Regions from separate parts of the Mus musculus genome. Here region 1 is linked to region 2. A link is a loop called in an ENCODE intact Hi-C map of the cell type or tissue named here. Cell type or tissue: heart. All regions are shown on one strand. Each heading gives the region's core, and the rest is flanking DNA. Links, peaks and the distances in the headings are about the cores only. Region 1 holds the start of Gm32539 (a long non-coding RNA gene). Region 2 holds the start of Dusp8 (dual specificity phosphatase 8).

Region 1 (2,802 bases), core at 53-2,552, 170 kb after region 2:
ACTAGTCATCGCCATGTCAACTGAACTCTCTTTGTTCCACTTCTCATCTCAGGGGTGGGTTGCATGTTTTAATCCTGTATCTATTTTCTGGTAGCTTCCCTTCATATCTTATCATGCACCAGAAAGTATTTCTATCAACATCAGAAGTGATCCCCTGTGGTCCACCCAGTTGGGGCAACCATTCCTCCAAGGGATGATTACTCTACAGCATTTGGGACAGTCATGGTGTGATGCCAACACACACACACACACACACACACACACACACTGGTGTGTTATTGTTTTGTGGGTCATCTTAGCACCTGGGTGCAGTGCCTACCACTCTCTTGGTAGGTGGGTGTCATTAGCCAAGGTTCCCCCAGAAACAAGAAGAGTCCCATACACTGGATCAGAAAGGCCCCACATACGTATGTGTGCACTTACACCTACACACACAATGCACACATGCCAACTACACTCTGAGACCTGCATGTCTGTATGCCCACTATGTACTACACATTCATGTATGTGCACACAAAACAGATATGTATGTGTGCTACATAACCACACACACATCACAATTCATATGCACAACTATATACCCACACTCCACTACATTTGTCTATAACCACATCATGTACCTTTGTGCAGATATCTATGCTCATACATGTACATGAACTACACACATGTATACATACATACAAAGTCCCTTTGTGTACAATACCTCCACAGTATATGAGGACAAATCATGTGCCACGGCTACACAGGCATGTGGTAGACCCCTCACCTACCTCAGCCACACATATGTGCACACCCTATTGCTCACTCCCACATGGCCTGGCTCTCCTCTCTGCTCTGGCTTTGTCCTCCATGTTTCTCTGGCTTATCTCCTGAAATGCCAAGTCCTTGTGGACCCTTGATAATGCTCTGGAAATAGAGTTGAGGGATGTGGTACAGATGCTGATGGAAACAGGGTGCTGGACTCAGGTGGTCAGTTTTGTCCTCTCAGGGACAGCTATGTCTCTGTCCACTATTGCCCAGAGACTCAGAAAAGGGACACTTACTGTTAGCGCCTGAGCAGCGGCAAACGGCCACCAATTTAAAGGCTGTCCATTGTTGTCTGATGCTCCAGGAGCCCAGTGGACCACGAAGCCGTCAGTCACTGGAGGAATCTCAGCTCTGGGGATACTCTGGCCACATAAACCACCTCCAGATCCTAAAAAAGAAGGGGGTCAGGGTGCCAGTGAAGGGCAGTGCTCCTTCTTGCTGTAGGAGTAAAGCCAGGGCAGGGGAAAGAAACAGAAGATCAATAGAAAGCATTTTAAAAGGAGGGAGGAGGTGAAACTGAGAGACCTGGTGACAAAGATAGATACAGAGACAGAAAAGTCGAAAAGGTGATGGTAAGCTGGCTGGGAAGCTCAAGAGCTGGAAAACCTCATGGCCATCCTGGCTACTGTAGCCTGGCCTTCGAATCCCCTCCCTCCTTCACCCCTCTGGGGGTGCGGAGGGGGGTGGAGACTCTTGCACCTCGACCGCCAGGTGGCGCTAGAGGTCCCCTGACTTGGTTTCTGCAGGCAGGACCGGTGATTTCTGATTTCTGATCAGTGGCCTTTCTTCCCTCTTATTTGGAAACATTGTTCAGAGGAGGCTAGGGAACAATTGTGGGTGTAGGATGGGAGGATGGAGCCTTACAAGAGGCAGGCTCAACACTATGACAGCCTGCAGAAGCAAACACTCTGAGGTGCATCAAATTCAAATGGTCCTAGGAGGTGGCTGGAAGAACTTGAGAACTGGGAGCCCCTCTCTCCATTCTGTTCTTAATGTCCTCTCCCACAGAGCCAGGGTCATAGAACACAGTGTTCCCACCTGGACATCTTTTCTCCATAATCAGCTGACTGAAACAGTCACTCTTTCAGCTATATTATCTTTTCAAGGGGTTCTGAAGTCCACTCTAAAACCATGAATCACAGCCAGGTGCATCTACTTCTGTGAGGTTGTCCTCCTGCCTCTGTTGTGACGTTTTCTGGGGGAGACGTGAACAAAATGTTTGTTCACTCTAGGTAAGGTATCAAGGGCAGATCGAAGACATCCTTTCCACCCAAGTCTAGCTTGGTGAACCAAGGACTTAAAGCTTCTTTGATAGAACACAGGTTGCAGGTAGCTTCACAAAGGCATCTCTCCTCCCCAACACTTACTGCTTGCGATCTTATACAGTCTTGGTAGAGTTATGAGCTGTAGGCAGCTGGGCACCTAAAAGATGGCGCCGGCTTCCGGTACACCGTCGTAAACAATGGCACTGCGCAGGCGCTAGCCCGAATCTGGCGCCAACCCCTCCCAAGCGGGTGCATACAAATCAATCTGCTGGCAGACTGACCAATCCCAGGAGGACACATAGCTCTCCCCAGTGCTGGGGTGTATATAAGCAGTCCTCCCTGGCTTTCCCGGGTTCCCGTAGCATCGAGGTGTTCCTGAAATAAAGAAGGCTGTTGAGAAGAATCCGACCGTGTTGTGTTTTTCTTGCTGGACGAGGTGAGCACAACAATGGCCCTATGAATTGCCACAGACTATCCCCCTTTTGGGTCTCCTATCTGTGTGGAACGGGTCTCTGGTTGCAGGTGGACAAGGAGTCAGCGAATGACAAACAGAAGCGACGCAAGAGATTGTGCAGAATCTGAATGCAATTTGTCAAATCAAGCATCAAGCTTTTTATACAGAAGAAAATAGGGAAGTTGGGTGACACAACTTTGGCAAGGTACAAAGAGGTTACTGGATTCTTACACAAAACAGAGGAATGTAAACACAAAAGTACTGGCAGGAACCAAC
Region 2 (2,802 bases), core at 279-2,778:
GTCTCGGCTTGCGTTACTCCCCCTCCCCAGACCCCCAAACTCCCCATTTCCTGGACTCAGAGTGGGCAGGAAGCCAGCACATCAACCACCCCAACACTGACCTGAGTAAGCATCCAGTAGAGCTGGCCATCTTCAGCCTCGAGGGCTACCTTCAGCAGGAGGTATCAACAGCATTTAGGGCTCAGCCTGAGTCAAGGAGACAAAGATCTGAACCCAGAGCCAACCCCAAACATCCCTGGGGCTCCCCATGCTTCCTTCCTGGCAGCACTCCCAAGTTGTTTGTTTGTTTTGTGCTATTTCTGAGCCAGAGACACCTCTTCCCTCCAACCTGTATTAATCCCAGGCTAGACTCCCAGACTCCCCTTGGGCTACATAGAGAGGTTTCTGCAAGCCGGTTCTAAACACTCATAATGAACCAAGCCAAGCTGGATACAGTAGGGTAAAGGAGAAGGTCCCTGCAGAGCCTTGCCCAGCACCTAGTGTGGTCTGCAGTATTCTTCACACAATCTATACTAGCAAAGGAGTGCTCCTTCCTTTGTGCCTGCTTCACTCTCTGTGACCCTTCCTTCAACCAGCCATCTCCTAAACTCTGCCCTTCATCGAGTGAGAGGCTGGACTTCCAGGGAAAGTTCAGGACACTCCACCCCCCTCCCACCCCCCACGAGACTCATATTATCTGGTCACCTCACTGTCCACCTAGTCAGGGCCACGTTTTTGAAGTATCTGAGAAGGTCTGGCATCATGGTGGGTGCTAGTAATCTCATCACTCAGAAGGCTGAGACCAGCCTGGCATACAATAAAGAATTTTCTGCCAACCTGTTCCCGAGGAGGAGGGAAAACTAAGGGAAACGTGGCTTATGTTTGCAGGTGGACCACTTTGGCACAAGACTCCCCTTCCTCTGAGACCTGCCTGACCCCTGTGTATTTCTGCCCTAGTTGTAATTACCCATGTTTTTTGAGTGCTCACGTGGTTGTGTTCACACAGTGGGATGGAGCCGACAGTCCCCAGCGGGCAGGGGAGATGTCCGGGTGGGAGTAGAGGTCGTTTCCAAGCGGCTTTTCATTGGAAGCTGTCAAGAACTGGATGTCATAGGTAGGGGGGCAGCGCCGCCCTGGGGAGCACACCGGTGGGTCTGGAGCCCCGCCCCCTGATTTCCCGGGATGAGTGACCTGAGGCAAACCACATCGCCTAGGAGCTTCTTCTGCAAAGTGTAGAGCTGGACTTCCACCTCCAGGGGTCGTGGAGAGGACAAACGCGGATGCTGCAGGTAAGGCCCTTTGCGGCCGCAGCTCTCCATGACCCTTTTCCCTGGGCCGCACTGGGGCAGGGGAGGCGCACTCTGGGAGGGCGTCCTCTCGCGAACAAAGGCTAAGGGAAGGAGAGAAATCCGTGACAGGTTCAGTCCAGGCGGGCCGAGAGAGGGAGACCCTTGCATACTAGGACAGTAGACGCTGGTTAGAGTGCCGCGAGGCAGAGGGTTCTTGGGGATACCAGGAGCCCTGAGCTGGGAAGGCTTCCTGGAGGTGGGGAGCTGCGGCGTGCGTGGCCCCTTTAAGAACCGATGCCCGAGAAGCTTGGGGCGCGGGGGACGGAGGGCGGTGGCAGAGAGACCCACGGCCGCCGCCAGGGCTCCGCACCCAGCGCCCGCTCCGCTGACGTCACCTGCCCCCGAGCGGCTCACTCTGATTGGCTGCAGGTGACGTCAGGGGCTTTTTCGCTCGGCATGACCTCATCCCCACCGGCAGCCCCGCCCTCCGCCCCGGGCCTGTCACTCGCGGCTCCCGCGGTGGCCGAGCCGGCTCCGCGGACCCCCGCCCCACCCGGACGCCGGACGCCGGACGCTGAGCCGGGCCGGAGCTGCCGGCCGCGCCCGCCAAGTCGCGGGCTGGGATGCGCGCCGTGAGCGCGCGTGCCCGACCGCAGTACGCGCGCTCCGTCCCGAGCGAGCGCTCCCCGCGGTGGCGGCGACGACGGCGGCGGCGGCGGCGACGCGCCCCGCGCGCCTCTCCGGCCCTTGCCCCGGCTACGCGGGCCCCCGACGGGCCCATGGGTGGCGGAACGGAGCGGGCGCCCTGAGCGCGGCACCGGCGTTGGGGGCAACCCCAGGGCAAGCGAGAGCCAGGTGAGCCAGGCGCTGACAGCGGTCGAGTCCTAAGCCGGGTGTGGGCCCAGGACGTGCGGAGGTTTTTGCGGTTGTGTGCCCTGAAGGAAGAAGCTCTTTGGAGCACCGAGAATAAATGGCTCTGCCCCGCGAGCGGCGCGCGCTGCAGATCCGCGCCTGCAGTGCGCTGTCTTTCTCGGCATATTCCTTCTTATCTGGAGGGATATATATAAGAGACCTAGGGATTCGCGGGGGAGGGCTGAGATCCAGCACAGATCGGTGAGAGTCCCTGCGAAGCGCCCCCGCTGGCAGCCAGATTTGGAGAAGGTCGTCCGCGGCTGCAGCGGGCAGGGGGATGCGAAACCTCCGACGCCAGAGGGTCGGCTCCGGCCTGCGGTAGGCTCCTTATCTGGAGAGGAAGCTATAGGACCCCCCCCCACTCTTCGACTCGCATGGCTGTCCCGTCACCCCCACTTCATGGTGCTCCACTCGCCTCTGCGGATAAAGAACATCCTTACCCGACGCAGAGGCTGTAGGCGCGATGCTGGGGGAGGGGCCGGCACGGCTGCCTCCTGCAGCCTGTCTCCCTGGCCTCTCTGCCTACCTTGGGAGGGAGCGGCCAGTCAGATGCTGCTGGTACCCTTGTGCCAAACCTTGCAGGTGGAGGAGCAAGAACAGGCTCAGCTTCCACTAGATCAGA

Evidence for each region. Hi-C counts contacts between places; a loop is a spot of excess contacts. Peaks named below come from ENCODE experiments on the same cell type or tissue, not always from the same donor. Only the 100,000 strongest peaks of a DNase experiment are listed, where the experiment ranks them.
Region 1: it touches region 2 in a loop (1.8-fold over the local background); 1 of 42 quality-filtered maps calls a loop at or near these places.

What each region holds. Positions count from the first base shown.
Region 1 is chr7:141,923,825-141,926,626 of GRCm38, reverse strand. Gm32539 (a long non-coding RNA gene) reads right to left here and starts at 2,324. Exons shown (of 3, transcript XR_378616.3): 1 at 1,846-2,324; 2 at 1,044-1,195. In heart, for the core only: a CTCF peak has its summit at 1,504 (motif pointing right); a DNase peak (open chromatin) is centred at 1,496; H3K27me3 peaks cover 484 bases.
Region 2 is chr7:142,094,244-142,097,045 of GRCm38, reverse strand. Dusp8 (dual specificity phosphatase 8) reads left to right here and starts at 1,762. Exons shown (of 7, transcript NM_008748.3): 1 at 1,762-2,123. It overlaps Gm32786 (a long non-coding RNA gene), which reads right to left. Exons shown (of 7, transcript XR_870057.3): 1 at 2,707-2,802; 2 at 968-1,369; 3 at 102-186. In heart, for the core only: CTCF peaks have their summits at 1,242 and 1,560; DNase peaks (open chromatin) are centred at 1,705 and 2,695; H3K4me3 peaks cover 1,891 bases; H3K27ac peaks cover 1,882 bases; H3K27me3 peaks cover 1,092 bases.